Regions from separate parts of the Mus musculus genome. Here region 1 is linked to region 2. Evidence: chromatin loops called from intact Hi-C (ENCODE). Cell type or tissue: gastrocnemius. All regions are shown on one strand. Each heading gives the region's core, and the rest is flanking DNA. Links, peaks and the distances in the headings are about the cores only.

The links. Hi-C counts contacts between places; a loop is a spot of excess contacts. Peaks named below come from ENCODE experiments on the same cell type or tissue, not always from the same donor. Only the 100,000 strongest peaks of a DNase experiment are listed, where the experiment ranks them.
Region 1: a loop joins it to region 2, with 2.3 times the contacts of the local background. A loop is called at or near these places in 2 of 42 quality-filtered maps.

Annotation. Positions count from the first base shown.
Region 1 is chr3:129,605,200-129,621,363 of GRCm38, reverse strand. The region is part of intron 3 of Elovl6 (ELOVL family member 6, elongation of long chain fatty acids (yeast)); the gene reads right to left. Among named protein-coding and RNA genes, the nearest start is that of Gm35986, 81 kb to the right of the region's middle. In gastrocnemius, for the core only: no CTCF peak of the experiment used is centred there; DNase peaks (open chromatin) are centred at 7,031 and 8,410; H3K4me3 peaks cover 436 bases.
Region 2 is chr3:129,672,824-129,688,987 of GRCm38, reverse strand. It overlaps Egf (epidermal growth factor), which reads left to right. Exons shown (of 24, transcript NM_010113.4): 21 at 2,636-2,803; 22 at 5,677-5,797; 23 at 7,784-7,889; 24 at 10,433-11,411. The coding sequence ends at 10,668. Among named protein-coding and RNA genes, the nearest start is that of 6330410L21Rik, 73 kb to the left of the region's middle. In gastrocnemius, for the core only: CTCF peaks have their summits at 5,523 (motif pointing left) and 8,578; DNase peaks (open chromatin) are centred at 5,529, 6,388 and 8,575; H3K27ac peaks cover 420 bases.

The sequences.
Region 1 (16,164 bases), core at 3,782-11,781, 66 kb after region 2:
GTGCCACAGAAAACAAGTACCATGGTGGGTGTGCCTTGTACAGCTGCTGTCTCCATTCGCCACTCCCTTGATAAGCCAGAGAACTCCTGCTTTAGACAGTTGTTTTGAATTTTGTTTGATAGGATGGGCTGGCTTTGATTCAACTTCTGATATGTCAATTTAATTCCCTTGACTGGTAAATACAAGCAGCTTTTTTTTTCTCCCCCAAATAAAAGAGAAAGGTAAGGGTCTGAGTGTTGTTTAAATACTATAACTCCTTGTCTCCCAGTGACCCGACATGTTAAATATAGCTGAGCAGGTCCTTACATCTAGAGTGTACAACTTGGAAATGACCCACTTGTTTCAAGAACCTGGCAAAATACTAACACTCTGGGGCCAACTTTGAATGACTAACTTGATAAAAACCCAGCCTTGCAGAGTGCAGAGTCAGGAGGCAAGGAGAAAGTAAGATAAGTCTGAGGGCAACGGGTACCATTCTGGCTGTCCATCAGCAGCTGCCACAGGCATAGATGTACGGCTATAGGATCTGAGACCTCAGTTTAGGATTTTTTGTCTTCAAATGCACCAGGATCTTACATTACTGAAACTTCTATCACATTTCCCTACGAGTCACATGGACGTCTCTCTGTGTAATACGACCGATGGCTTCAGTTCCTTCAGGACCAATAGGGAAAGTGTCAAACTCACCTGAGTTTGAGTCCTAGCCGTGCCAGCCTCAGTTGTGGTGGGCTCAAACTTGACTCTGTAGACATCTCAGGATGTCTCACATGTGAGCCACAAGATGGTGCAAGCTCCTAGCTCCAAGAGACATTATCGTGCCTAACTTACAGGCAAAGACACAGACAGCGAGGGGCTTGTGAGCTAGCCTAAGCAAGGACCCCTAGTTCCTATGCAGCATCCACTTCAATCTACAGCTCACAGCTCAGAGCTGCTTCTGAAAACTCACCAGACTGTCAACTTAGGGGAGTGGCTCTCGGTTTATCTGATGATAAAATCTCCTGCAAGCCCTAAAACATGATGTCAGTGCCTGGAACAAAGCCCACACCAAGAAGTTTAGCCCTTAATCTTGGGAGCAACTATTGGTTCTAGCTCTAGGCTAAGATCATTCAAGACACCATCTTGACTGTCCTCTTGCTCCATGAGCCTGTGCATGACGCTCCATCAGTAACCCATGGAGGGAGTCAACCCATCTATGAGCCACAGACATCCAAGTGAGGATGTGAAGTCTGAGAGTTCTGTGTCTTGTGATGGGTGAGTTCTCTTCCTCTGATTTATCTTCTCAACGACCAACACAATGCTACCTAATCCATTCCTGAGAAGGCTAGCCCAGGCCTAAGAGATACTTTCAATTTCCTAAGAGAAGAACAATATGCAGGTGTCTGGTCTTTTATAATGAGAACATCAAACAAAACTCGACCATTAGTGACAGGATGCTAGAAAACCTGATTCTATGAACCAGAAAGAAGCTGAAATGAATGAGAAGGGTACAGTGAAGGTGGAATGTTGAAGCCAAAAGCCAAAACAAAATAAAAACCAACCAAACCAAACCAAACCAAACCGTCATGTGAATCACAAAAATGGTTAGTCATCTTGTTTCTCCAGAAAACTTAGCTCGTCAGGAAAACTCATGGTGCTTGGAGTAGGAGCAGATTATTAGAGCAGCAGTAATTCCAGCGCCAATTGCCCTGCTCCATCGAAACTACGGTACAGGCTTCCCTGGCTTACACAGCTGCAGGGGGAAAGCAACCGCTCCCGAGATGATTAACGACAACCGTGGGGAGAGTTCCTGAAGCACGCTATAGACCATTATGTGCAGGAGTGGGGTGAGGAAGGGGAGGAAAAGGAGGAGGAGGAGGGGGATGAGGAGCGGGAGGAGGAAGAGGTGATTCGAGGTCACCGTGGTGCTCAGTTTCTCACATCCTTAAAATGAATGGGCTGCGGTTGTCCTCTGGAAGCCAAGCTCTATCTACAGCTCTTACTGCAGCCTCGAGAAAAGGGGGAGCCATAAATCATTAACTTTCTGCTCCTTCGCATATCCAGGGTCTTCCTTTGGGCACATTAATCTAAAAGCCAATCAGATCTTGACCACCCTTTCAAACAGCACATTAATTTCTTCAGGAATCATTTTTGTCATCACATAACCGAATCATTAGTATCATGAGCATATCAAAGATGGTGAAGTCAGGGGATGACCACTCCACAAATATGAAGTATAAATGCTCACTCGATGGTAGGCTATACTCTTCATTAAAAAAAAAAAAAAAAAGCTTAGTTTTGCTTTCCCCCATATTTAAGTATTTTTACCGGGCAGGGGGCGTGTCTGTAAAATATTCATTCACCTGTGGACATAGTGATGTGCTTTCCTCTGTCCCTGGCTCTGCCACAGACTACTCCCAGGGTCAGGACACAAGTTACCTCAAGGGTAACGAACCACCTTCCTTTCAGAGGGAAGAGAGCTTCAGTCTTAGACCCGAGTGGGATTTCTCTCCTCAGGTAACCTTTCAGTGTCGACTTTCCCTCCAGGGCCTTCCATGTTATTTCTCGTGGCAAACTCATGAGTACACACAACTCCAGGCATCCACCCACACGAGGGACCTCATAGTGTGGACTTTTATTTACTAAGCAACTGACCAAACAGTTATCTGGAAAGAGATGATAGGAGAAAGATATTTGTCATAAATCCTATCATTAGCTGATGTTTAAAAAGATAGATATGTATAGAAGTACAAGTACACTGGGTGGTGGTTGTTGTTGTTTGTTTGTTTTGTCATCTTGACAAAAACGGGAGTCATCTGAGAAGACGCCCCTACCACACCGGCCTATAGACGAGCCTGTGTGGCACTCTCTTGATGGCCTTTTGATGTGGGAGGGTCCAGCCTACTGTGGATGGTTTTCATCCTTGGGCAGATGGTCCTAGGATGAAGAAAAAAACAGCAAACCGAGCAAGTCACAGAGGCAGCTTGGCTCCCACCCTAGTTCCTGCCTCTTTGCAATGTTTGCTTTGAGTTCCATCACATACCAACTGTTGACCCAAGGCTTGTAAAATGAAATAAAACCATTTCTCCCCAAGTGGCTTTTAATCAGAATGTTGTATCATAGCAACAGAAACCTAACTCAGAAAGCAGGATTGTTCTCTGGGCCCAGCGAGCAGTGTGTCAGATGAACATGACAGGAGAAAGGCCCAGCTCTGCCATCACCTGGGCCCTTTACATCTGACACAGGACTGTTCTTATTTAACTCAGTTCACCACCTTGAGAGGAGACAGACAAGTAAGTATGGCCTGTTGGCCTATATAACTGACTCACTAGATACCTGACAGAGATCCTTCGGAACACCGAGTCTGCAGGATTAAAGGAAAAGCAGAGGCGATGCCAATAAAAAGCCTTTGAACTTTTATTTTTAACTATCACCGGGATGTGGGTGGAGACAGACGGCTCAGAGGTTCAAAGCTGTTCTTCTAGAAGACTGGGGATCAATTCCTAGCACCCACATGTTGGCTCACCATTGTCTGTAACTCAGGTTCCAGGGATCTGATGTCCTCGTCTGGCTTTCTCGGGCACCAGAACAAAAATAAATAAACATCGTAGGAATTTCCCTTCTAACTGGAACTCATTCTTAGCTTTTCAGCTGTGATGTGGGATGGAGCTCAGCAGAGTTACTGTTCAAATGCACAGCCCTTACAGCATCTGTCGGTGGTGATGTCACACTGCCACAGACTTGTCTCCAAGAGACATCTAGCAGAGCTCATCGGGCGGCACGTTTATCACTGGACTTGCAGACAACTGAGAGCTTCCAATTTTACAGCTTCAGAACGCTGGCTCAGCTCCGTGGCCATTTGTGAATGGCCAGGCGGCAGTCCCTGGCATCCTAATCCAAACTTCAAGACTTCCTTTTTGCTGGAAGCACGGCTGGTCATCTTTGCTCTGTAGTACTTAAAACCCCAAATCAATGTCTTTCGTGGATCCATAAGATGGGCTGAAGAACTTGCAGCCCCGATGGAATCACAGAGTGGTTTGGAAAAAGAAACCCAGGGTGCACCATGAGCACGTTTTAACGTGCGTAATAGGTCTATTTAAGAAGAAAAATTAGCTCAGGCCCACTGATCTCACTTAGGTCACGTAGCGTCTTTGCGAAGTATTCAGCTGATGTCTGGGCTTTCCTTCATAAACTTTACTTTTGAAGGCCAATCTGTTGGATTTCCACGACAGCTTGGGTATGTTTCCTAGAGGTGCTAATGGACACTTCACCTCTGTAGTGAGGTCTGCCTCCTCCTGACCCCTCGGAGTCCCATCAGTGCCATGCCTTAGGTGGGCATGCCCTCCTATCAGAAAACAAGTAGAACTGTCTAGAATGTGGGTAGCCTAGACCCACTGTGTGCCGACAGAGGGGATGTAACATGGAAGGAAATGCTTAGAAGATGATATGGTATAGCAGCCACCCTAAACGCTGAAAAATGAATGCATGGTCACATAATTCAGCAATCTCACCTGGGACCCACAGTTTTGTCTATAAGAACTAAAAATGAAACCTTAAAAAAAAAGTTATCTTCACATAAGTGTTCCAACAACATCATTCCTAACAGCCAAGAGGCCGGGGTAACCCAAGTGTCCGTCAGTGGATGAGTGGATAGCAGAATGTGGTCTTTTCAAATGACGTATCAACGAGCCATGACAAGAAATCCTGAGACAAGCTAAGAAGTGGACAAACAGTGAGGACTTTGTGCCAAGTGAAATAAGCCACCACGAAAAGACATATACTAAGTGACTTAGATTGTGGAGTCAGCCAAACATGTACAGACAGACGGAAGGAAAGTGGTGACTTTGGGAGGGGGTGGGGGGTGGTGCCACAGGGCTAGGGAGGTGGACATGGAGAGTTCTTTTAATTAGCAGTTTCAATTCTGCAGGATTTCTAAACCTGATTGCACAACAAGGTGAACATACTGGTTCACCTTGATAAAATGGTTGAGATAAAGAAGAAGAAAGAAAGAAAGAAAGAAAGAAAGAAAGAAGGAAGGAAGGAAGGAAGGAAGGAAGGAAGGAAGGAAGGAAGGAAGGAAGGAAGGAAGGGTCTTTAGATATCCCCAAGTCTAAATTCCTGTGCTTTGAGGTCTTACTTCCAAAAAAAAAAAACCAGTTAAGTGAATTTCTTGATTAATGACATTTAAGACACTAAGGAAAAAAAAGAAAAAACAAAGTTCAATTTTAAGCTAAAAGTAATGGCCAGCCTGTGGTACATCTCCAAATTTTGTCCAAACATCACCCATCCTCCCACGGCCTCAATACAATTAGCAGCATATGCTTTTGAGAAAAATGCTAAACTGGCTTCTAAAAATTAATCAGAAGTCCCAGCAATAAAGAAATGAAAACCTGAAACACATAGATTGAAGCTCTGACAGGCACAGGGCAGGCCCTCAAAACCAGGGCATGTAGACCAGCATAATACAGCAAGCAGCCTAGAGACAGAGCAGCCGGTCAGTCAGCCTCCTACAAGGGGATCTTGGGAGAAACTGCTGGATAATGACTCAGCACTTCAATCTACAAATCAGTTAATGTGCAAAAATGAAGAATTTGAGATGGGCACTAATGATGAGGCTGGCTAAGGATAGACCTGTCGCTGTAATAGACATTGTTATGATAGCGGGATCAACTTTGCAGGATGTGCATAGACTCAGCCATTATCATCATCATCGTCATCGTCGACGACTCATCATCATCGTCGACGACAACAACGATATCTCAAACTAATGAAGCTTTCTTTTTTCAGGCAATTATGTGTAAATGCCCTAACTAGTTAACCTTAACTCAATGGTCACACAAGAACTGAGTGTTCCACCGGAAAAGAGCTGGGGAGTACACAGCTAACTGACTGTCAAACTCTGGCTTAATTAGATAGTTTCTCTTTGGGTTTTTATTCTTAGGAAAACTCACTCTACGCTTATTCCATGCTAGGTTCTCTTTAGTATTCCAGAATTTAAAAAGTGAGAAAGACAAATCTCTTTTACAAAGTCTATATATTCTGCTGCTGTCAACTAACACACACACACACACACACACACACACACACACACACACACACACCACACACACACACACCACACACGCACGGAGTAACTTAATGATTTCTTATATATAAAATGTGGTGGTTAGCTATCTCAGCAGTGACAAGATGAGACACCAGGGAGGTGACAGGTGATCTGATAAATGGACTCATGAGGAGGAGCCTGACCTGCCACGGCTTTGCTATGAACACACAGACAAGTCTCACAGCAGAAAAGATGGGGATGCCAGTCCAAGGCCATGAAGGCTGGTTGTACTGGGATGGGGATGAGATATGGCTTCGCAGATTGGTGTGGCCACAGGTGTAGATAGAGCCTCTGAGTAATTTATAAGGCATAATAATTAACAGCAATAAAAATCATTTACTTGAGCATTGTCTGGCCTTAAGCAAGGCAGGGACATGATATGCTTTTTATACCTCTAGAGACTATATATATATATATATATATATATATATATATATATATACCACAACACAAAATGCCAACCTCCACAAGAGGAACTAATTCAATTATTAACTTATTTTCTGATTAATTAACTTGTAAGGAATTCTTTACAAGTTGACCATTTAAAAATATACATACATACATACATACATACATACATACATACATACATACACACATACGGCTTTTCAGAGCATATTGATTGAGTTTGAGGCAAGACAAACCACCGAAAGAAAATGTAGACTGAGATGAAGCAGAGACTCAGATATTGAATTGCCCGCTCAGGAAGTCACTAGAGAGAACCGCCATGCTCTAGGGTTGCCTGTTTCTCTCTGCTCTGCCAAGATGGCCTTAGGCTAACCAGGAAGCTGGCTAAAAAAAGTCACTCCCTAAAGTGAAAGTTAACCAGACCAGTGCTGTTATCTGAGAAGGCCTGTAGTTAATAGTTCACAGAGGGGGCCAAAATGACTGGAGAGGTCAGCCCACCAACAGGAAGCTTAGGGATACAGACAAGCATGCCAAGTGGGCCAGAGTCCCAGCCAGATTGTGCTGGGGCACAGCAGGACACATGGGGATTCCTGGCTTGACCTGGATGCTGAAAGGAGATGCTGAGGATGTGGAGAGAGGATGTTAGCCTCTAAAATGAAATGGAATTGTGACGTAGAGTAAACCACGGCAGTTATAATATATGCAGATGTTTAGGCTTGGTCATCAGAGGTTCCGAGGTAGCAGGCTTGAGGGGAGAATCCAGAAAACACTTTTAATTAACATTCAGATGCTGTTATGTAAATGCCCCTTAAGTCAGGGCTTGAGAAACCCTGTCTATAGCCTTTCTCACGTATTTCCCTTCTGCAGTACTCTGCCAGTGATGTACTTCTGCATATGATTAGATGAAATGTGTGCCCCGCCCCATACATAAACCACACTCAAGAAACAATTTCAAAGCTGGTGTCCAAGCTGAGCCACAACGGTGCAACCAGGAAGCAGTGTCTGAAGTTTCTGCCTGTCATCCATGGTCGTCACCTTAGCAATCCTGTGGATCAGGAGAGTCTTAAGTCCCCAGTGTGACCGGGTGGTAACGGTGCTGGGGTGAGCCCTGGGTCTACTACAGTGGCCTGCACAAGTGTTCTAGTGCATGGAGTGACACTGACAGCCTGACTTGCTGTTCAGCCCAGTCAGCCCTGAAGCTTGCAATCCTCCTGCCTCTGCTTTTCAAGTTCTGGCACTCCACTCCATTAGTGTGCTGCCACTGGAGCCACAAAGCTGTGACCATGACAGCTGGTGAAGCACAGCAATGCTACCGATGTCACCATTAAATGGTAGTGCGAAAACAGCCACTGGAGCCACAACTTTCAAATAAAGAACCCCCTTAGGATGGAAAATGGCTGTTAGCATAGACTTGCTGTGTTTACAATTATGCTTTGAGACACAAAGTTACACGGAGATAGATCTACATGTCTAGAAGTTTGGCTTCTATTCTTATGCAAAAATTACTCTTGAGCTATAACAGTTCAGAAACACTTCTGACATATCGAAAGGACGTGCCTGCCATAACTAAAGGTTGCAAGCCTGGTGTGTATAGTCTTTGTAGGCTGGTTGTAGGATGGTGTGGATAAAAACCCTGGCATACATTGTATAAACTGGTTGTTAGGAAGTTCCAAGAGAGCCTGTAATTTCTCTGTTTGGAACAGAGAAGAGCTGTTCATTTTAAATTAGGCTAAAAACAAGTGTTGGAACAGCAAACATTCCCCATTAAACATGGAAGACGTCTTCCTCCCTCCACTTCGGCACTGCCTTTCCTGGCCCGTACTGTACGTTCTGCAGAAGGCTTGGGTGGGGTGGGCTCTGAGCAGCCGGTGCCGCAAAGCAGTTTCCCAATCACTGCAGCCGACAGAGTCAGCCCGAGCACGAGAGGTTACCGCAGAAAATGCGCTCGCTCCCTCGCACACCGTGCGCGCACCGAGCATGCGCCTCCACTCGGGTCCTCTAGTAAGAGAACAGAGTCACCCAAATAGCTGGGCAACTCAGCAGCGCAAAAAGCAATGACTTTCACTTTTGGACTTGATCCAAAACAGGAAACAATAGAGGAGTCCCCAGGCCAGCTGCTGACAAGGCTCCTTGTTCTGCAAAATAATATCTGAATGGATGGATGTCTTCACTGTCACTAGTGTCACGGCAAGGACACCCACTGTGCTCATACAGTTCCTTAACCACTTTTACAATTTTATGTAATTTTATGATTTTTTTTTTTTTTACTTTTTAAAATTTTTGAGACAGGGTCCTCCTGTGTTGCCCAAGGTGGCTTAGAAATCTCTCCATTTTCCTTCCTGGTGTTAGAGGCAGGCACGATTGCGACACTTGGCTCGCAGCTATGGGTTTGCATGAAGAAACAATACTTTGCAACTTCTGGTTGGTGGAGTGAAGGAAGAAATAATTTTGAAAAGCAGTCTGTCTGTCTGTCTGTCTCTCAATGTGGTTCTCACTACAAAATTCTTCCAATCGAAAAGAATTCTGGGGACTTTGTTTTGTTAAAAGACAATTTTATAAAAAGATTATTTTTATTTACATATGTATATGTGAACATATGTGAGTATCTGTGCAGCACACACATTCATACGATGTCCACAGAAGCCAGAGGGCATCAGACCCTTGGGTCTCTAAACTACTGAGTCTTCTCATCTCGCTAGCCCTTAAAGATCTCTTCTTCTATGCTCAGTAATTAGACTGAAATAGATTGTCTCTCCTCTTATCAGATCCCCACCCTTTGGAGAAAAAGCATTACATGGATGACAATTAAACAGTTTTAAGTCATAAACCTACTTAAGGGTTTATAGAACATATCGCGGGGTTTGCTTTTTAAGAAAACCAGAACTACAACACAGGCAGGCTAAGGTGATCCCAACCATTATCGGTCAGAAAATCACCAGCCTCTCACAGCATTTCCTGTCAAAGGAGCCAGGCGAGCTGTGTCTAGAATTTCCTAATCCAAAGCCAACACAACTCGGGACTCTCATTAGGGTGCAGCAGCTGTGTACGTCACGGGAGTCAAAATGAAATGTACAGTAATTCTATCAAAAAGCTGACCACAACAGCCCCAGAGGAAGCCTGAGCCAACTTCTAGCAGGGACACTCCACAATTGCTTAGCTAGAACTTTGGCGGGTCATGTTTTCCCTGTGAGGATACCATTGTTAGTCATTTTTTTATTCTGCTATTCACTTTCCCCTCTTTCTAGGAGTTATTTCATAGACTCAGTTTAGGGTGAAATGCTTAGAGGAAAGCTAACGGTGACAACAAGCTTAGTCTTCCTTGTATGAACAGCTATGAAGAAGACAGGGTACGGGAATGCAGACACATAGCCCACCTATATGTAGTCTATAAGCCTGGAATGGATTTCTGTAGTGAGTTTCAGAAACTCGGGTTAAAGTCAAACTTCTAAAGTTTCTACTTTAACATATGCAAGAGCCTACACCTTTTTTGGAGATGCGAGCAGAGGATTTAGACAATAGCTGCTGGTCAGTTGATCCTGAGATCCTTGGTCAAGGAGAACTTCTGAGCAGACAGACCAACTGTTCATTGTCAGAGAACGCCACCCTTTAAAGTATCGGGAGACAGATTTAGATTTATTTTAGGAAGAATCTGTCTTTTTGTTTTTTAGGCAGGGTCTCTCTGTGTAGCCTGGGCTGACCTGTAACTTCCTCTGTAGACCAGCCTCAGATGTCCGCCTGCCTCGGAACCCAAATGCGCCAAGGCCACCATCAGTGAAGACAAAGGCATAAACGTGGCACATCTTTTTCCTAGTCAATCTGTTACTGTTGGTCCACAATAAGATTACAATCTTGAATGTGACATCACACAAAGCTCCACCCTTGATTCTTTAAGATGTAATCTGTGCCCATAATGTCCACGTTCTACTCATAAGGACGCCACATACTAACTGCAAGGTGTGTTGTCCAGTTACACACGAAAGCCATGATATTGAGCACCATGCCTTTCTGGGGAAGCAGCTGGAAATACAGGGGGTGACAGCATTCTTGTAGCGAGGACCAGAGGAGGGGACTCCTCTGGAGACCCTGAAGCAAGCTGGCATCCTCGATTTGGAGCTGACTTTAGAACCCACTCAGTTAGTAACCCTACCTCAGTGTTTGAACATGAAAGGAACAGTCAATGCATTACAAGGGCAGGCAGAAGAAGCCCAGTAAAACAGCCACAGTCTGGAAGCAGACAAAGGCATTTAAGCTGAGATACTGAGTTATGAGCGCATGTTTTTTTCTTGACTTTGAATAATCTCAAACTATCAACTAAAGGAGCTGTGCTATCAAAAGATCACACACACACACACACACACACACACACACACACACACACACACATCTCTCTCTCTCTCTCTCTCGTGTCAATTGGCAGATTAGAGGACACTCTAGTGCAATTCCTTTAATCTTGTGATGAAAATGAGTTTGGTCTCAGAAAGACAAACAAACCAACAAACCAACCAACCAACCAACAAACAAACGTGAAGTCTCAAGAGGCAGAAGGTCGGAGTCTCATAGTCATCGGAGCCTGAGATGGCTCTGACACTTTAGATGGGTCTTCTCAGCTCATCTCTCACCTTCTGAAGCATTGGTTTTTATATTTATTTATTTAATCCACCCAGTATAAAGATTAACTTGAAGCTAAATGCTTTCAGAGAACCCAGACACTGCTTCTTACAAATAAGGTGACTCTGAAATGCCTTGTGGTTCCTAACGTCTTCAAGTCACTAGTACACTATTAGGAGGATTTCTACTTCAGCCCGACAAAACTCGGCATCAGTGAACAACCACCTCTCCCTGCTCCTTCAGTCACCTGAGCACACCGTCTGTTCCATTACGGATGCTTTTCAGATCTCCATGATGTGGGGAGGGGAGGAGAAACTTCTCCACACACCATTGTACCCTTACAAATGGGAAAAAAGAGGGGGAAGGGGATCAAAGAAATCCACTGCTTATATTAATAACTTGCATTGTGCAAGTAATGAAACTTTTTAAAAAAAAATTCAGTCACTTTAATTACACACATATGGTTCTAAGTTTTAGGACTCTGGAAAGTATGAGCAGTATCTGAAATAGGAATGAATTCAGTGGGTGTTGTTTGGTTACCACAGCCTCAAGGAGGGATAATAATTTAGTTATGAGACTAAGGAGTGTGCACCAGTTTTCCCTTATGAGGTTTCCACTGCAAATGGTAGGCAACGGAGTTTGCTATTAACTAAGCAAACCCATCCACTGGTAGGTAGTGCTGGCAAAAACAATTGCTATCCTGCAAGGGAAAAACCTCCTGCTTCCTAGGTCATAGCCAAGTCAAGGGAGACCCAGGCACCTATCCATACATACCATCCCACTATCCATACATACCATCCCACTATCCATACATACCATCCCAAACAGTCAAGCACAAGAGCTTGAAAGCGCAAAAGAATGGGCTCGCTGGTGGCCTGCAAGTATGTTTTGCATGGGAAATTTCAGAAGGAGAAATTCTGGTGATGTAACAAGAGAAGTGTAGTGTGAGCAACAGCCTTGTTTCTAGACAGCAAGGAGCCCACTGCTGTCCTGCAGTCTTCTATGCACGTCCACACCCTGAGGACATGTGAGCTCCTGGAAGAAGGAAGGCTCATTTCTCAGAACTACAGCTATTTATTTCTAAGAGAAGTCGCCTCAACAGGACCATCTAGCACCCACTCATGTTGTTCATTTTAATGTTTTCCTCTGACAGATGACCGTGGCTGCTTCGGACTGATAATGGCCGTCAAGTGTCCTCTGGTACCTTTCAGAATACAGAATTTGGCAGTTTCATAGAAATTCATTCCTTTGTTACGATGGGCTTCTGAAGAAATTCAAATTCTTACACACACACGCACGCACGCACACACGCACGCATGCATGCACACCATGCAAAATCGTGGCAAACAGGAGCCTTTAGGGATTGATGAGGTAAACACCATAATCTGTAGCTATATCCTTAATTCAAAATAACCACTATGGAATGATGCAGTTGCAAATTCATGCCATCTGCTTTAGAAGAGGCACACACTATTTCAGCCCATCTGAGATGATTGACGGTGCTAGGTATTCAGTAAATGATCCAAAGCACGCTGAGAACTATGCTGTCTTACATCAGTGTGGAACTCAATGTCACTGCCCACATTTAAAAATTTAGGTGGTGACAAAAGATTCCTGGAAGAACATTCATCTCTGAAGAGTATCTGTGGGTAATGAGATTTAAGACTGTATGTGTGCTTTTCTTTTTCCTTTGGTTATATTTTTGTTTGATTTCATGAACAAAGACTACTTGTAAAACTAGAAATTAAATTTTTAAAAGCTACTAGATAACTGTACGATGACAATAACTAAAACAACTACAACTGGGCAGCATTCCTGTTGATAGGCCAGCAAAGGCTGGGAACCTGTAATCTACTTGCAAAACATGGAGAGGCTATAAGCAGAGGCTATTCCTGCGAAGACACAGCCCTGCTCTGTGGGGTTTGTGTGTATGAGTCGGTAGACAGGAGGATGACCTGAAGGTACTGACCTCATTACAAGACAGCAACCTGTCCACAGAGGTGCTTGCGACGAGGCCAGAGCCTGGGTGCCCTCTCTCTGCAGAGCGGATGTCCCACTTTGTCTTCAGTAAATGCCTCGTATAACAGCTGGGAAATCGCTAACCTATCCTACCACAAGACCACACTGCAAATTTACTTAATTAATCTAACAACTACTTCCTTGGAAACACTCAAAACTCTTTTGTTTCTAGATTCAATTGCTCGTATCCCCTTTTATAAAGAAACGTAAAACAGTTGTTAGTAAATCACCTCCCTTAATTTCCTTACTAACTTTAGAAAAGGAACATTTAACACCTACTTGGGCTCCAAGGGGTTGGGGGTGGGGAGCAAGTTATTCTTCGGACAAGACGTTGGTGTGTTTAGTTATGAAAATGTTAGCAGGTGTCTTCCTGCAGGCAGAAATCCAGAAGCGGGGGTGTGGAGTAAACAGAAGAATTAATTTATCAATGGCAGCGTTGGGTTTTCATTCGCTATTTATGTAACATAGATACTTCATCTATCTTTGCCCAGATGCTAGGTATCACTCTGTGACTTAACATTTGACACAACCCATGTGTGTCAGGTAATATGACTTCTGTTTTCTTCTCCCTCACCTTGACTGTCCAATGCTCCAGGAATGGACTGAGAAAAATCTAATTCAACAGAGGAAACTTTTATACATTCATTCTTCAAAAAAGACAAATATATCTGCTTTGTTCTGAGGTTTCAGATGCTCAAGCCAGGCTCAGGGCCTCTCTCATCCTGCTGCCTGCTAATCTATATGTAGAACTCTCAGCTCCCTCTCCAGCACCATGTCTATGCCATGGTCATAGTGGTCTCTTCACAGCAATAGAAACCCTAACTAAGACACCTGTGAAGATAAGATTCTTATAATAGAAAGTCTTGTGAAATATTTAACATGAATATAATATACCAACTTATAAGACATGGTGGGACTGCCAGGCAGTGGTGGCACACACCTTTAATCCCAGCACTTGGGAGGCAGAGGCAGGTAGATTTCTGAGTTCGAGGCCAGCCTGGTCTACAAAGTGAGTTCCAGGACAGCCAGGGCTATACAGAGGAACCCTGTCTCAGAAAAAAAAAAACAGAAAACAAAAACCAAAAAAGTACTTATCAGGAGTGGCAGCTATAAATGACAGCTAGCAAACTTACACTTGTTTAAAGGAGATTGGGGAACAGGTAAATATGTGTCCAGAACCAAGAAATTTGGATCAATACAGCCAGACCAGCCAGCAAATGAGGTCAGTTGAGGTCTTTTCCCTCTCTCTGTCTCCATGAGTTCCAGGACAGCCAGAACTATACAGAGAAACCCTGTCTTAACCGCCACCCCCTCCCAACCCCGCAAGACATGGCAGGATTACAGGATTTAAAAGACTAAAATCCGGAAAAATCCATGCCAGAGACAACTCTGAGATAAAGTATACAGAGCAAAGAATTTCCTCACAGGGTGCATTAGAAGAGGAGGAAGGGAGGAGAAGAGAAGCCTAGGACATCTGGAGGGTTAATGAAAACACACAGACCTCATCTTGGTTCAGGTTTTTATAAACAAACTATAAAAAGGAAACTATAAGTCAGGTAGAAAAATTCAAGATTTAACAAAGAACTACCATTAGTTTGGGTGAGGAAATAGGACTGTGTGCCTTTCATTGAAAAGAGCCCTGCCTTTTCAGCTCTCACAGAAGAGCTTCAGTCTGCATTATTTCCAAATTTGGGGATAAGGGGAAAGTTAGGTATAGAGAAGAAACATGGCCCATTGAAAGCTGAGTCTGTATGAGGTACGCTAGGTGCATGGGGCACCACTGTACTTTAATCGGCTTATGCATCACAGAACGTCAAAGGAAAAAGATGCGGGGGAATACCGGAAAAGCAATTTTTCAAAAAGTCCTCTTTAGAATAAGGACTAATGAGGACATGCTTATATTGCAGGGGAGTATAAATACAAATGGAAATGTTTCTTTTGGGTTTTTAGAGACTTACAACTTAACAGGAGAAGAACTTGAAGTCTTCAGCAACAGACCCAAGCACACGCTCTTCAAATCCCCAGCCTCCCCAAATCCAGTGAAATAAAGAGTGGGCCCCGAAGTGATAAGCCATTGGGGTTCTCACACACGCAGGCAGGCAGCCAGCACACTGCATGGTGCAACTCCTGGCACTCTGGGAAAATCCTCTTCCCGAGTGATCCTAGTAAGCTTTAGGTGACTAATGAGGCTTTTAATGATACCATCTATCTTTCTTTAGTGCTAGAAAAGGTATCGTATCATCCCCCCAAATATAAAGATAGTTGTAAGATGACAGTGATGTGCTTTGTCCTACATTCCCCCTATTTTCCGCCCCATTGACCCCGCTCTTCAACCAGAGTCACAAACTTTCAAAGATTTGAAAAGCAAATCACAAATAGGACAAGTGACTTTGATAGCTCTTTTGGTGAATTCTGGCACCTGCCTGGACTCCAGCTGTGTGCTAATCAGCCTTGTGATGGCTTCTGTCACCAAATATTAGAAACAAAGGAATGTGGCTGCTTGTAGGTTGACTGAAGTCCCTGGAGAGGCCATCCCCACAGCTTCGTGTTGGGCTCTGCCAGGCACACAGGAAGAACGGGCTGTATAAAAACCCGTGACAGCAAGCATAGGGAATGCAAGTAGATGGGGCTTTGGGGCATACAGAGCAACAACATGCCCTGCTCTAGTGATGTCTACGCACTCACAGCCAGGGTTTGGCTTTCTGTCTCAGTGCCATCTTTAGATTAAGTACTCGTAACGGCTCACCCACGACCCTGGGTCCTGACTTCCAATGGACTTCACAACTTATTTGTGTGTTTTGAAATTATATATTTATATTTGGGCAACTGGAATTACTGAATGACCAACTTTGCTAGCAAATGAAACGGCCCAGGACCTCACCCAACAGAAGACCTATGTGATCTATGTGTCTATGAGTCTATGTGATCAGAACAAAGCCATTTCTCTGCACATGACTTTATGCTCAGAGTGAATTTAAAAAGGGGCTGGGGCTGGGGAGAGGAGGGTGAGATGCAAGGGTTGCATCTCTTGGCGGAGAAGAAAGCAG
Region 2 (16,164 bases), core at 4,917-12,916:
TAATAATTCACTTTTAATGAATAGTTAATTAATGTTAGCAATCAAATAGTTTTTATCTACACACTTAATCCTACTATACCAAACACAAAAATTACAAAACTGGGATGTGTCATTGATTGTCTATGGCTTATTTCCTTCATGGTAGTTAGCTTTAGGTCCCTAGATTACTGTTGCAGTATGAAGGGTTTGCATTTTGTCATAGTGCAGTTTTCCCTCCAGTCTGACTCTGCCGGAATTTATTGTTATGCCCCTATGCAGCTGCATCTTCTTCCGTTGTGTTTTAAACACGCTGAACTGGAGCTGGGCAGAGACATAGGAGCACCTGCAGCCCCAGTGCTCAGGAGGTAGTAGTGGGGGAATCAGGAGTTCTAGGTCTTTCCACTCAAGGCCAGCCTGGGTCACAGGAGGCCCTGTCTTTAATTAACAGGCTACAGCTGAAGGCGTCCCTCGCATTTAAGGACCTTTAACCAAAAGCAGTGTTTAAAGTCGCTGGTATCCACAGTCAATGGAGCGTTACTTTATTTTGAATTGATTTGATAAAAATGTGGTTTAACAATTTTCAGCTTCCCTCCATTTGTCCCTTCAGCCTCCCTCACGGCTATGAATTCCACAGCCACAGACCTCAGGGGGTTCCTGCCAGTGCGGGTTCATCAGGGACCCTCCTGAAGCACCCACACACGCCCACTGGTTCCCTATAACTTTGCTGGTCTGGATTCTTGGGACATTCTAACTCTTGAGCTCAGAGGTCTTCATTCTTTCTGATTTGGCTTTGGCCAGACATCCCTCTGATGCGCCTTTGTCAAAGCTGCGACCCCCACAGCAAGCAGGTTGTGAGGTTTCTTGAGGACAGGAGAGGTTGGAGAACACTTTCAGCTCTGCCACTCCTCGCGGCTTTGTGACCACAACTCACTTAAAAGGCTGCTTTACCCTTACTTGGTCTAGAGTGACATCATATTGTTTGACCATGGAAACTCAAATGCATTTATCCAGGGAACCTTCTGTTTGGTTTAGCGAAACTAATTAATAAGTTGAATAATCCAAAAGACTCATGGCCGTGCCCCATGCTCTGAAGGAGCACTGGCCATTTGACTGCCCTGGGCACGGTGCTCAAGACCCCATCACTTGGGTTTGCAAGTGGAGCCCATTAGCATGCAGCAGTTGTTTTTCAAATGACTGTTAGGGATTGTCAATAAATAGCTATAACCAAAATGAGCTAGAATTAAAAATAGACCCCAGGAAGCCTGGGCAGCCTTTAGGCCCCACCTCAGCTCCTGCCTCTCTTCCATGGTCTGCTCAGAGGTGAGGAGAGCAGGATGCCCTGTGAGAAGCAACAGTGCAGCAGACCGCATAGATGTTTTGACATCTGAGAACCACGCGAGTCAGGCCTGCCAGTCATTAACTGTGTGACCGCATACAAATTGTTTAATGCTGAGTCTGTTTCCTTACCTGTATAATAGGGGGCATCTAAAAAAAAAAGTTAAAAAAATAGCGAGTAAAAACCATGTGTAGTGTGGTGTCAGTCATGGTGACTAATAAGTGTTGCTCCTTTACTTTCCTCCGGAGGAAGTGAGTTTCCACTTTCTTACGATGGATAGAACTAGGGAAGAGACTCCAGATCTTCTGGAACGTTCAACAGTGTTCTTCCATGCTTCCCACCTCGGGTCCTTTTAGAATGAAGTGGAGAAGTGGATGGGTTGGTGGAGTCAGGAGAAGGGAATTTTAATGGGATTTTTTTTTTCCAAGTTAATTTTGGTGTGAAGAAAATGCAGTTGTTTCTCAGCATCTAGTTTCTAGAAACAAGCACTTCCAGTAGATGGCAGCATTGCTTCGCTTACTTTTTGAGCATTGCTAGCAAACTGGTGTCTGATAATTAGAGTAACCAGCTCATTGGACAGTGAGGAATTTATAGGCAAATGGCCCTTTGCCTTCAGGAGAGCTCCCCACCTTTTATGTCTCTGGTTGGTTTTTGTTGTTATTGTTTGTTTTGTTTTGTTTTTTCCACATTTTCTCTCTGGCTAGTGGTGAGTTTTACAGAAGCAAACAGCCCCTCCTTAGCCAAGGCCCTGCTTCCAGTGCCGGGCCTGTGTGTGTGCTTCTATTACAGCCTGGGGCTCCACAAGGGTCGCTGTTTCCTAGTTCTCTCCTCTGACCTGGGACTGCTGCGGTCTGGCCAGACACCTGTCTCCAGGTGTCTCCTGGTTTGTGTTGGTTTAGAAAGGGAGCCTCCGCCTTTAATCCCAGCACTTGGGAGGCAGAGGCAGGCGGATTTCTGAGTTCGAGACCAGCCTGGTCTACAGAGTGAGTTCCAGGACAGCCAGGGCTACACAGAGAAACCCTGTCTCGAAAAAAACCAAAAAAAAAAAAAAAAAAGAAAGGGAGCCTCCGTGGGACCTTAGCCCCAGAGTTCATCTGTCATCGGATAGCTCCCGTCGTCCCAAAGGCCGGCTGAGAAAAGGGGAAAGCCCGTGAGTGGTAATATTGTGAGTGTTGATGGTAAATCTGTACTGTCAGCTGACATCACAGGCTCACAAAGCTGCATCTGGAAAGGCACAGGGTTAGAGACAATGCACATTGAGTTTGTAAGAATCGGGCACTGGGGGCCTCTGCTTGACCTCTGTTCCTGTATCCTTGACAGCTGTGTTATTGGCTATTCTGGGGATCGATGCCAGACTCGAGACCTACGATGGTGGGAACTGCGTCATGCTGGCTACGGGCAGAAGCATGACATCATGGTGGTGGCTGTCTGCATGGTGGCACTGGTCCTGCTGCTCGTCTTGGGGATGTGGGGGACTTACTACTACAGGTAACTCTTCTTTACCATGAAACTTGACAGCCTTTCTCTAAGCTCCCCCAGGAAATGCATACTTCCTTGGGATGAACTTGAGCAAAATACTGCATTTAAAAGGAGGAGTGAGCTCTTTTCACAAGCCTGGACTTGGCTGTACAAAAACATCAGTGTTCCTACTTTTCCTTTCCAGTCATTACACATGTGTAAGATCTGTGGTCCTCCGTTTTGGTGATGCTGAGGACTGAGCCCAGGACCTTGCACGTGTGCTGCATCCTCACATCAGATGTGCTTATCTCCCACAATGCACTACTGCAGTCCAGACTCTTCTTTTAGCATCGCATGCCCACATCAACCGGCATAACTATCATTTTTCATGGTTGCCTGCTGATAATTACCCACAATACCTACTTATTGCTAGAGAGAAATCATGATCTTCTCTAACTTGGAAAGAAATTCTGGTCATTGGGTTTTGTTTTCAGTAATTTAAAGTTAGGGGTTTTCAAACCGTGAGACGGTAGCGTACATTTTATGTAAAAGCACTACCTTAGCGTCGGGGAGCAGGCGTCTCAGGGCTCCTGTTCCTTTCCTTTAAAATGATGATGTCACACTGTCATCGGTCGAAACAGCTTAGGAAGTGTTATAATAGTCTGTGCTGTTAAAAACAAAAATCATGGAATCACAAGACTCCTGCTGAAGGGGCTTTATAAAACTGTCCAGTGGCCCACCTAGCTACCAGGTGTCAGCGTTCTGGTGCTATGGAAGGTACCTACTGCCATCACAAGGTAAATATCCAACCACATTTACCAAAGCTGAGCAAGCACTCAAGTTACAACTGTTTCATATCCTGCAAAGTTGAGCATAATCAGCCAGGTGCTCTCCCCAAAGACCCTGCTATATAGCACACTTAGCAGTAAACAGCATTGGCTCTGGAAGCAGCTTGTATAGCTCCGATCCAAGTTAGCACCTAAGCCCCCTGGCGCGCCTTCTCATCTGTGGGCATTGGTTTTCTTTGTTATGAGGTATGGGATGATAATGCTTCTTACAAGAGTTGTTGTGAGGCTGAGTTAGTGTGTGGAGTTTACCATAGGCCTGGTGTAGTGGGTATAACAAACACTGCTGTTGTTTTATATGAATAATAATCTTCCTAATAAGAGGCGTATATATTTAAAAACCTCCATCACTTCTGGGAGACAAGATCCCCAGGGAAACTCTTGAACTTCTAATTGGGTGGCCCATCACTGCACTTTTTAGCCTATTGTTTGGATTCTGTATATTCGTAAAAAGAACTTTAAGTCATCGGCGGCTTGTTCCCCTGGAAAGATAGATGTAAAAAACAAACAAAAGAAAACAACAACAAGAAAACAAGGAAACTCAAAAACCTTCCCCAGTCATAGTGGTGCTTGCCTTTAATCCCAGCACTCAGGAGCAGAGGCAGGAGGAATCTCTGTGAGGCCAGGCTGGTGTAGAGAGTGAGTTCCAGGATAACCAGAGCTGCGTATATACATATGCTCATATATATATATACACACACATACACACATACATATATACATATATAGTGAGGCCATATCTCAAAAGAAGGAAAGAGAAAGAAAATTTTAAGTTAGCACATGATATAATTATTTTTGGTTTTTTGATATATTAACACATAACTTAATGTTTTTCAGAAATTTGATTTTTTTTTTTTAAGACAAGTCTTTGTATGTAACCTGGACTAGCCTCAAACTCAAGGTTCTTTTGCCTCAGCCTCAGGGCTCTGATTTCATGGACACGCCAGTAAGCGTGCCTGAGCAGCGGTGGGTGGGGATTGACAGCCAGGGGTGGATGGATGGTGGGTTTCAGCTTCAGACTGCTGTAGCCCAATAGCAAAAATGATGAAGGGCCCACGTATAACTCAGTCGGTAAAGTGTTTGCCGTACAAGCCTAAGGGCCCAAGTTCAGCTCTCAGCACCTATGTATACAATGCAGTACAGTACAATACAGTGCAGTACAATACAATACACTACAATACAATACAGTACAGTACAGTGCAGTACAGTACAGTACAATACAATACAATGCAATACAATACAATAGAATACAATGCAGTACAATACAATACAATACAATGCAGTACAATACAATACAATGCAGTACAATACAATACAATGCAATACAATACAATGCAGTACAATACAATACAATGCAGTACAATACAATACAATGCAATACAATACAATGCAGTACAATACAATACAGTACAATACAATACAATACAATGCAATACAATACAATGCAGTACAATAGAATACAATGCAGTACAATACAATACAATGCAGTACAATACAATACAATGCAGTATAATACAATACAATACAATACAATGCAATGCAGTACAATACAATACAATACGGCAGGGCACACTGTGCACTTACATCTGTAACACTGGGGAGATAGAAACAGGGGGATCCCTGGGGCTTCGTGGCAAACACTGGGTTTACTGGAGACACTGTTTCAAAAAATAACACAACACGTAGAGCAATTGAGAAAGAGGTGCAAGGCTTTTCACCTGCATACAAGGGCACACTCCCATACAGGTGCGCACACACAAACCCATGTTCACACACACAACTGGTAAGGACTATTGCTTGACAAAAAGGCTTGTCAGAGCTCTTGTGATTGCAGTGCACCCAGAGTTACGTTAAGTCCCTCTGAGCATCCCTAGAGCTGTTTGCTTACCAGTACTGCCCCCTAGAGGCCTGGGGGTTTTCAGCTGTGTGCTTTGACTGACTGTACCATCTGTAGATCTAACTTGTCGACCGACACAGTTGCTCCGGGTTATCCCGGAGTGGGATGGGTGTTTTGTTTTTATTTTGAGCTTGACTCAGATTTTTTTGGCTTTATCTCAGGACTCGGAAGCAGCTATCAAACCCCCCAAAGAACCCTTGTGATGAGCCAAGCGGAAGTGTGAGCAGCAGCGGACCCAACAGCAGCAGCGGGGCAGCTGTGGCTTCTTGTCCCCAACCTTGGGTAGTGTTATCAGTACATGAGCTATGAATTGCTTGATAAGTATTCTTACTCATTGTCTTCTTCCTTCCTGATGTTCAGAGAAACTGAACTCTGTTCCAGCTGCCAACTGCTCTCAAAATGTCTTTTAGCCTTAGTGCCCAGCCAGTCTTCAACAAGTGTTTAACCTCTGGGCCTCTCATCTTCTTCTGTATAACTCTAAGATCCAGCTTCATAAACGCCATGTGATTTAGGACCCGGGCAGTGCTCAGTTCCTTGAGGTCTCATGACTTTGTGGATAGCTAAATTCCCTTCATGGCGCTTGACAGGCTATAGAGAATTAGATTGCACATTTAATTAATCTCATTTAAATCATAACAGGGGAGAAATGGTTTCTGCATGTGTGTCTCTTTTAAATAAAAAAAATTTAATTTTAAAAAAATCAAAATTCCATGCTGCAGTAGCAAGCAGCTTGTTGGCTCTGAACTTCATTCAGAAGCCAGGGCTGCTGAGCTGTGTGTCCCGTCCCCCCCAGCTGTCATAACTGCCGTCCACACCAACTGCCGCTGCACACGTCAGAGAGAGCTGGGGAGAACCCAGTTCCCAAACCCGGAGGAGAAGCAGCAAAAACAAATCTGCTCCTATCAGCTGCCGTCCACCGCAGCCAGAGCCCTGGAGCTTGGGCGCTTCTTTCTAGCAGAGAGGCACATGGTTGGAAGATTTGCAGTGTGCATCTTGGCTGGAGCTAGAAATAAGGAGCCTATGCCCTCACACAGCAGGCCGCTATATTGACTCTGCAATACGTCATTGCAGAAAGACCACTGAGGAGGAGGAGACTAAGGGTGACGAGTGTTGTGAAGAATGGAAAGGGAGAGAAAACAGCTCCTGAGAGTCACCCTCATCCCCAACATCACTGTCCCTATCCCCTGATTGACTCCACTCACTAAACCTCCCTACCCTTCCCTTGATGAGAAAGATAGGTACAGATTTTTTTTTTTTCTATGCTCTTTACTGTTGAGTTCTAGGTCCTCCCTGTGGAGGGCTCCTTTCTGAACTACACAGAAGTCCAAACCTTGGGGCAGTCCTTCACCCGGTCACTTACTGATAAGGAAAGACTTTGCCGGCCTGGGTCCTGTGCCCAGAGCATGGCCTACTTCTGTTCTTCCTCTTTCTGTTTGATTTCTTTTAATACCTAACCTGTCTGGCCTGAGTGCAGGCCAGTCGGCTCTGCTCAGCCTGCATTGCAAGTGTGCCGTGAGTCTGAACCATGCAAACAATGACAAAAATGGTTTGTTGAGTAAAGAGAAGTGCTGTTGTGCTTATCTGGGCCTCTCTCAGCACTCTGCCTTCTGAGCTGCCACCTATGAAAGAACAGCTTGGGGATCCCTGCAAGATAGTAGTTACCCATACTCACTAGCGGTCGTAATTACCTGGGACTTGATAGCATGCTTAAATGAATTATATATAGACACATACACACACATACACACAAACAGCGGTAGCCCAAACCCACATATATGGCCTGGCTGATGGGCAAGTACTGGTGATACCTAAGGACACTTGTATAATTTGCAGCAAAACAGGACCCTCTATGGATCCAAGATTCTTTTTTTTTTAAAGATTTATTTATTATTATATCTAAGTACACTGTACTAAGATCACGGACTACTCTTCCAAGGACTGGGGCTTGATTTCTTGCACCCATTTGCTGGCTTATAGCCAGCCATCTGTAACTCCAGTTCCAGGGGATCCAGTGCCCTCTTCTGGTCTCCATGGGCATCAGGCATACACACATACACAGATAGATATACATGCAGCCACAACACCTGTACACATACATGGTAAAACTGTAAAAAGGAAAATGTACGTTTAGCTGGAGACAGTTGACAAGGCGTTTCTTTCCAGCTTCACCTTCTGTGTGGGTGAGCTCGACTACGGTTGAAGGTTTATCAAGGTGGCTTCTAGATCACAGCAGTTATCCTCTGAACCCTTTGCTTTTCTGTTCTGCAGTTTGTGGTCCTAGAGAAACACCAAGACCCCAAGAATGGGAGTCTGCCTGCGGATGGTACGAATGGTGCAGTAGTAGATGCTGGCCTGTCTCCCTCCCTGCAGCTCGGTGAGTCGGTATTTTACCTTGATCAAAAGTGTTTTCCAGCCGGGTGGTGGTGCCAGTGCACACCTTTAAACCCAGCACTTGGGAGGCAGAGGCAGGTGGATTTCTGAGTTTGAGGCCAGCCTGGTCTACAGTGTGAGTTCCAGGACAGCCAGGGCTATACAGAGAAACCCTGTCTCAAGGAAAAAAAAAAAAAAAGTGTTTTCCACTGAGAAATGTCATCTAGTCACAAAAGGCCATTGGCCTTGTCTAAGCTGAGTGAGCCCTGGGAGGCACTGACACCACGAGAGAAACACATTTGATTGCATCTCCTCTTCTCTTAGCCCCTGAGCTGCTTAGGACTGCAGGCTATCCCTAGTGTTGGTTCTCAGTCGTTGCTTCGAGTGTAGCTCCCCCGGGGATGGAAATAGCTCTCCCCAAACAGGTTCCGTGGCCTGGAGGGAGTGTTCTTATTGATGAAAGTTGATCTGGCTTTGTTCTAGGGATTTCAGCATATTCTAGTCTTACCGGGAGCTAACCCTCAGCCAGGCTCTAGGCTGAGAAGTCCAGTCAGACCACTAAGGGACCATAGATCCGAGCCAAGTTCTCAAGCTCCCCTGGAGCGTACTCTGCGTCCTTTGCTGTGGTCCCTCTGCCAGGACTTGTACTGTGATCTGTCCCTTGGGTTTGGAGCTCAGATATCATTATCCTCCTTACAGCCCAGAGGGCAGCACTGAACATGCTTTGTGTCCTAAGCCATTGGGAAGGCAAAGGAAATCTTTGAGCCAATAAAAACAGGTTCCCTGCTAGTGCCAGGAGCCGGCTAAGTGTCAGTGCTACTTGTATTTCCTGATAGTTCCCATCACACACACCGCCATAATACCCTCTTCCGGTTTCCAGTAGGGAGAACCTGGGGTCTTACTACAGAAAACTCATTCTAAATTTCCATTTTGAACATGCTCTGTGCTGTAACCTAAAATACTATATTCAGAAAAAAATTATTGCATAATTTGAGCAAGACGAGTTTAATAAGGCTCATTAAGGGATTGACTGAAAACTGTAATAAATGTTTATGTATGGTGACTGTTGTCTGTATACTCTTAAAACTCAGATCTTCAATAGTTGCCGAGGTATTGTTGCCAGCACTATTAGAAGGTAAAGGGCTGTCTTGTAGTTACTACTTTTCCTTGAGCAGCCAACAACACAGGGTCCCTTTCAGAGAAAATATGCTTAGAAGAAACATGTGGTAAGATTTTGCAACTTAACCCAAAGCTCAAAGATTTGACAGAAATGTAGTTATACCAGAGGTGGGGGATTCACATTGTTAGGGCAGAATGGATTAGAGCAGCAGTTCTCAACCCCTTTGGAGGTCACATACACCTAAGACTGCTGGACAGTAGTAGTGAAGGTTCATAGCAGTAGCAAAATGACAGCTGTAAAGTAGCCATGGGAACAGTGCTATGGTTGTGGGCCAGCAGAGCTTTAGGAACTGTATGGACGGCTGCAGCATTGGGAAGGCTGAGAGCGCGGGGTTTGAACATTAACACTGTTATGCACTGAGCAGCAAATGAGTTGATCCACTCCTTAGCTTCCCATGTGAGTAGTCCGACCAGCCATCGTGTTCCCACCTCATAGGTATTTACAGAGAAAGCACACACGGAGCTTGGGTGGGAGGGAGAGTGAGGAAGGAGTTGAAGGTCAGCTTTGGCTCTGAACTGGTTCTCCTAGAAAGGCGTGGAAGAAGCCTGGCAGTGGTGGCGCACGCCTTTAATCCCAGCACTTAGGAGGCAGAGGCAGGTAGATTTCTGAGTGTGAGGCGAGCCTGGTCTGCAGCATGAGTTCCAGGACAGCCAGAGCTACACAGAGAAACCCTGTCGTGAAACACACACACACACACACACAAAAGGCATGGAATCATAGTAGTAGTGTTTGAGCACAGAGACATCGTCATGGACCCCAGCCAGCACCAGTGGGTGAGGGTTAGGGAAAGAGGACCGAGCTGGGAGGAAGGAAATGTATTTCAAACCTAAACAATGTTCTAAGGCATGTATGGTCCTGATGTGGAGGTGGGGTGTACACAGGAAAGGCTAGGGAGCACTCTTAGCTCTTTGGATCATCTCAACCAACTGATGCTTTGCCAGTTTTCAAAACTGAACCCCAGGGGCTGGAGAGATGGCTTAGCGGTTAAGAGCACTGATTGCTCTTCTAAAGGTCAGGAGTTCAATTCCCAGCAACCACATGGTGGCTTACAACCATCTGTAACAGGTTCTGGTGTGTCTGAAAACAACGACAGTGTACTTAAATATAATAAGTAAATAAATCTTTAAAAAAACAAACAAACAAACAAACAAAAAAACCCTGAGCCCCAGATAGGTTGCAATGGGTTCCTTTGTTTCGTATGTTTTAAGTCTATTATCCCATGACTGTTACAAGGATGTCTTTGTGAACAATGAAATCTCCTCCTCTCCTTCATCTCTTCTTCATATCTATTCCGCCCCTCCTCTCCCTTTATCTTCTCTTTCCCCTTCATTCTTCTCTCTTGTCCCCCACCCATCTTCTTTGAACAGGGTCAGTGCATCTGACTTCATGGAGACAGAAGCCCCACATAGATGGAATGGGCACAGGGCAAAGCTGCTGGATTCCACCATCAAGTGACAGAGGACCCCAGGAAATAGAGGGAAACTCCCACCTACCCTCCTACAGACCTGTGGGGCCGGAGAAGCTGCATTCTCTCCAGTCAGCTAATGGATCGTGTCACGAAAGGGCTCCAGACCTGCCACGGCAGACAGAGCCAGTTCAGTAGAAACTGGGAGTAGACAGAAGGTACAGAAGGGAAAATAACAAACCAGGCTGATGATGGTAGAATGCTACAGACTTGGTACTCCAGTTTCCACGGCTAATCACTGCTCGCTCAGGGTCCTGAAGATAGCTGCACAGCTGCAGAGCTGCACAGCGGGATAGCTGCGACTTTTGCTTCTTGCTTTAAGCAGTTCCACTGAAGATACTCAAAAGAGAAGTGGAGAAAATCATTAGAAACCAAAGTCAAGACATTCATATATAAGCTGTGTCTTCTTCACTGGACGGTTTGCCTCTTTTCCTTTTGCCTCAGAAGGAGTGGGTTAAAGCAGGTGACCCCATGCTCTGTCAACCCCTGAATAAATGATGTGATCTACATAGAAGTCTTAGCTCACTCTCAGGAACGCTTGGAACACTATAACTTTTGCTATGATATACTGCCAAGTGTGGCCCATGCTCATAATTGTGCTTTCTGAATTGTGATAAATTAGTGAAAAAACTGTAACTTAGAATCTGATTTATTCAGGATTAGATCATCTTTTTATACTATAAAAATCTTCGAATGAAAATATTTAACTTTAAAAACATTACCTTAATCATTGTCTTTTCTTCTTGAAGTCTTTCCCAGTGAAAACGCTCAATTCTGCTGTTTCCATAGAATTTTTAATTTATTTTAAGACATGAGATTGTAAACAAATTGCTTGATTTATTTTATCCTAATTATTTAAATAAAATCACCCTAAAGCATCAGCATTTTATTACAGTTTGATGACGTTTGTTATCGTTTGAGCCAAGTATTTCACTGTAAAGAAGATTGAACTAACTGTGATTCTAATGGTGCATCTTCAAGGCGTGGCTAACACAGAAGATTCGGGGTATACACACTATGTCCCAGGCAGTCCGGGGCTTCAGGCTGTGCAGGCCAGGCATTAACTCCTGCCCCTGTTTATCTTTACCACTCATTTATTCCCGAGTCTTAGGATGTGGGTTACGTAATCAGAATAATAAGGCCTGGGCACCCATGTTCTCAACGTGGACATGTGTGGGCATTTGAGGGCAGGGTGACTTCAGGCTTGAGGGCCTTACCCAGTTCTTCAGTGACACTTTCTTCCAATTTTTTTTTTTTTCTGAATTTAGTTTTGCTTCAGTGGACAATGGATAGCCTGAAAGCTCATAAGACCTGTTTTTTATTTCTGATAAGTAAACCGACCCCAGAAAAATAAGTCATCCTTTCTGAAGCCTTCACAAATTGGCTTCCATTTGTGTCCATTGAATGTACCTCTTTTAGCATCTCAAGATAGCCAATGGACTATGAGCCCACAGTCCCTCAAAATATATATCTGTGTTTGAACCAGAAAACCCTCACTTCCTTTGAGCTTTGCACTAATGAGGAAACCTTAGAAATAGGAACCCCTGTGAATGCTTATTCAGGCCACACCAGCAGCCTCTGGTCTGCTGGGTGGTCTTCAGGTCAGTCTGCCACCCTGGAGATGTGCCTTCCCTCCTTCTGTCTTCATCTCTCAAAGAGGCATGTGTTCATTTGTTTGAAAATACACATGTAAAAGCATTTCCGTCTAAGGTCTTTGATTGATATCTTTCCGAGACTACATTTAATTTTCTAACTCTCATGGTCTTGATGTACCTGGTACCGGATGGGAGAGTCTCTGTTGTCACCTACCCCATGTGGAAGGAACACTCTGCCCTCTGCGGCACTTAGCAAGATTTTAGAATCCAAGTTTTGCCTGGATATAAAGTGCCCTGTTCACACAAGTATATGATCACTGTATGGCCATTGAGAATGTTACAGCACCACCAAGTGTCATCTATAAGAACCCTTCACATACCCGCCCCAAAACGACTAAGCAAAACTAGTTGACCAGGAGAATTAAAAACTCATTTAGCAAAATGAGTTTTGTGCTTTGTCGTGTTTCTTTTATGTCTTTACAAGAATTCTCTTCTGTGCAGCTCCAAGCTCTTTCGTCCAGGCCCGCCCGAAGTGGAACTCTTCCTATTAGAACACTGGCAGAGTTTTCACAGCTAGAGGCCCTATGGTGGCAACCAGGAAAACAGCAGGCTTCCCACTCTAGTAGTGGTGTACAGGGTCAGGTAAAAGCTCTCATCCTACATGCTATGTCCGCAGCTGGTCACTGAGAAGGGCGCGGGCGCAGGCACAATTGCTCCCCTACTCTGCCTCACAGTGACTGCTGCCAGGCTGTCGATCACCCCCAACGACTTTGAAATTTTTCATTGATTCTTGGTGAATTTCACATCATGCACCCCAATACCACTCATCTCCCCACCTTTTTTGTATCTGCCCTCTGCCCTGGCAACCTCCATAAACAAACAAACAAACAAACAAAATCTCGGGGCTAGAGAGATGGCTCAGTGGTTAAGAGCATTGACTGCTCTTCCGGAGGTCCTGAGTTCAAATCCCAGCAACCACATGGTGGCTCACAACCATCTGTAATGAAATCGGATGCCCTCTTCTGCTGTGTCTGAAGACAGCTACAGTGTACTTACATATAATAAGTAAATTTTAAAAAATGACAAATAAAATCTCACTGTGGAAGCTGCAATGTGTTATAAAGTATATATCCTTTCGCCCAAACAGTTTAACCTGCAAATGTTCACTGACATGAGCCACTAGTCTGGTTCGAGGCCTCTGGTGTCTGCTACTCTATCAATCCTGGATCCTCACTGGGATGCGTCTCAGATATTTTGCTGTTGCCTTGTGTCATGGAGATCCCGCAGCTCTGGATCCACAGGCTGGACCCCATCCTATACTCCAGCAGTTCATAGATGAGATAGATGCTTAGGTGAGCCAACTCAGGCTCTGGATCTGGGCCTGGGAGGAAACTAAGCTGCTCAGCCCACCCACTCTCCTGTGCCTGTGCCACCACAGTTGACTCTCACTTTGTCCAGACAAGGACCAGCTCTCCCTCTTTCATGCCCATGAGGCTGGTCCTTTTACACCTTCACAACCAGGGCCAGCCCTGCTGTGCTGCCCAGGTGAGGTTCGGCCCGCTCTCCCTAGCGCTGCATCTAGTGAGCACCCTCATGTCCTTTGCTTAACTATCTCTCCTTCTATGGATCCTATGAGAACCAGTGGGCTCAGGCCCGCCACCACACCCAGATGCATCAGCCTCCCACAAACCTACCCTGTTACATGCTACCACTGGGCGTGAGGGGCTAGCCCGTGGTTTTCCCACAGCTCTCACTTGCCCATGTCTCCCGTTGCCTCACAAGTCCTGAGAGGTGACTTTGCTCTCCTCCTCCTCCTAGACCTGACTTTCCTAATGCCTCTTGAAATTATACAGCATTTCATTTCTATAATAAATTACCTGTTATATAATATCCTCTGATTTGCTTCCTGTGTGAATCCTGGCTGATACAACTAGCATATATAACCAGTTATTCAAGATGCAGGCACCTTATATCATGCAATAGAAAAGGGGAAGTGTTCCTCACCTTGTTTTAACCTTTATTTCTTCAGTGGACTAGTACAGAATGGAAAAGGATGATTAAGAACCAAACTCAATTACAAAGGTCTACGCAAAAGCTTAGCCGTGAATCAGGCAGTGAGTTTTAAGAGCATTTCATGACCAAATGTCAATTATGTAATGAAGGAAACATCCGTTGACTATTTCAAAGTAACATGTAAATTATTCAATTATATTACAACACAAAAGAAACCATGGTACAGGCATAAGGTATTTTCAGAGACGTTCACCCTTCATGACAAAACTTCTTAGTAAAGTTGGAAAAGTGAATTTCTTGAATTCGATGAAGGGAATCGTCCAAAGCCTACAGCAAACATTTCCCTAATCCTGGGACGCCTAAGGCGTTCCCCTTAGCGCAGGACTGAGACAGGGGTGTGCCAGTCATTCATTATTTGAATTTCATATATATGTATTGTATTTACGTAATTTCCTACTTTTCTCTCTTTCTTTCAACCCCTCCTGCGCATCCCATCCCTCTTACATATTTAGCCCCTTTTTCTTATAATAAATATAGAAGTACAACCTGCTGCGTCCATTTAGTATTGAGTGTTGCTCTTATATATTTATTTGTAGGACAGACCACTTGGGATTGAACAGCCAGTGAGGAGGCTCATCCCTCTCTGTCTCTCTCTGTCTTAGCAGCCATTAGTTTCTTGTAGTGCTTCATCTAGAGGTGGGACCTTGTGGATTTCCCTATTGCTGCTGACATGCCAACTGATCGTATCACTCAGGGCTTGGTTAGGCAGCCATGTTGTTGAGATTTCAGGGGTATGCTTTTCCTGTCATTACAAAAGACACAATTTCACAAGCAGACACCCAACCCTCCTATCCCCTCTTGTCTCCATTGTGCTCGGATTAAAGGTGTGTGCCACCACGCCCGGCTTCATTGTCATTTCTATTCAAACATTGTGTTATGCATCTTAAATAGTCTTCTGACAGCACAGTAATATTCTAAAGTAGTATGACTGGATGTTTAAAATACATAAAGATTAAAAATAAAATTATTTTCCAGTGATAGAGTTGTCTGAAAAAAAAAGTACAAGATAATTCACAACTATAAACACAGCATCACTAAATCTCACCAGTCCTGATGGCTCGGCTGGTAAAGTCCGTGTTACAGTATTTCTTCCCAACCTCTGCTGCCAAGGTGATCACCAGAGCCTGATTCCCAGGACCCACACGGTGAAATGGAACTGGCTCCCCAAAAGTTGTCCTCAGCCCACCACAGACATGCTGTGGCACATGCATGTGCTTGCTCTCTCCCTTACACATACAACAGTAATGAAAATTGGAACTAGAGTAGTGACCCGTCCAGCAGGTCCAGTTATTCGAGGATCTCGAGGGGACCTCCTCCTAATAACCAAATGGGGGGTAGAGAGAGACGAGGGTCTTGTACGAATAACGACACGGAAACCGTTCTGAAGTTGTATCAAGACCCCCATGTATTGAGAAAGGTCCAAGGTTTAAATGCACAAGCAAAGGGGGAAGTACAGATACTTATCAGTGGGAGGGGTAGGGCAATACAAGCAAAAGGAGAAGTATTTATCAGTGGGAGGGGGGGCAATAGAATTGCACATTCTTAGGCAGTTACATGGGGAAGCAGGATCTTGGTGGTGTCAGGGTGTGGTCAGGAGAGCGGTGATGACCCAGGGCTGAAACATCCGGTAGTTCTCAGAATCCATGTGTCGGTGGCCCGCCTTTGACCCTCTTTTCTTCTCAGGGGGAGAGGCCCAATTCAGAGATCAGGACAATAGCGTTGCCTTAATGGCTCCCAACATCTCCCCCGTTTTAATATTTTTATAAAGGCATATTGTATAATAAATTTGTAGCCACGTTTTTAACGATCACCTAAACGTCTGTTTGCTCACCGGATGATTCTCTAAAACCACGAAGGACACAAGGACAAGTCATCTATGAGGCTTGAATTAATGGTCCCAGTCTGTTGGGTATAACCTGGGCTAGCCAAGGGAATTAGGAATGAAGCAAGCTCCGTGGGTAGAGGT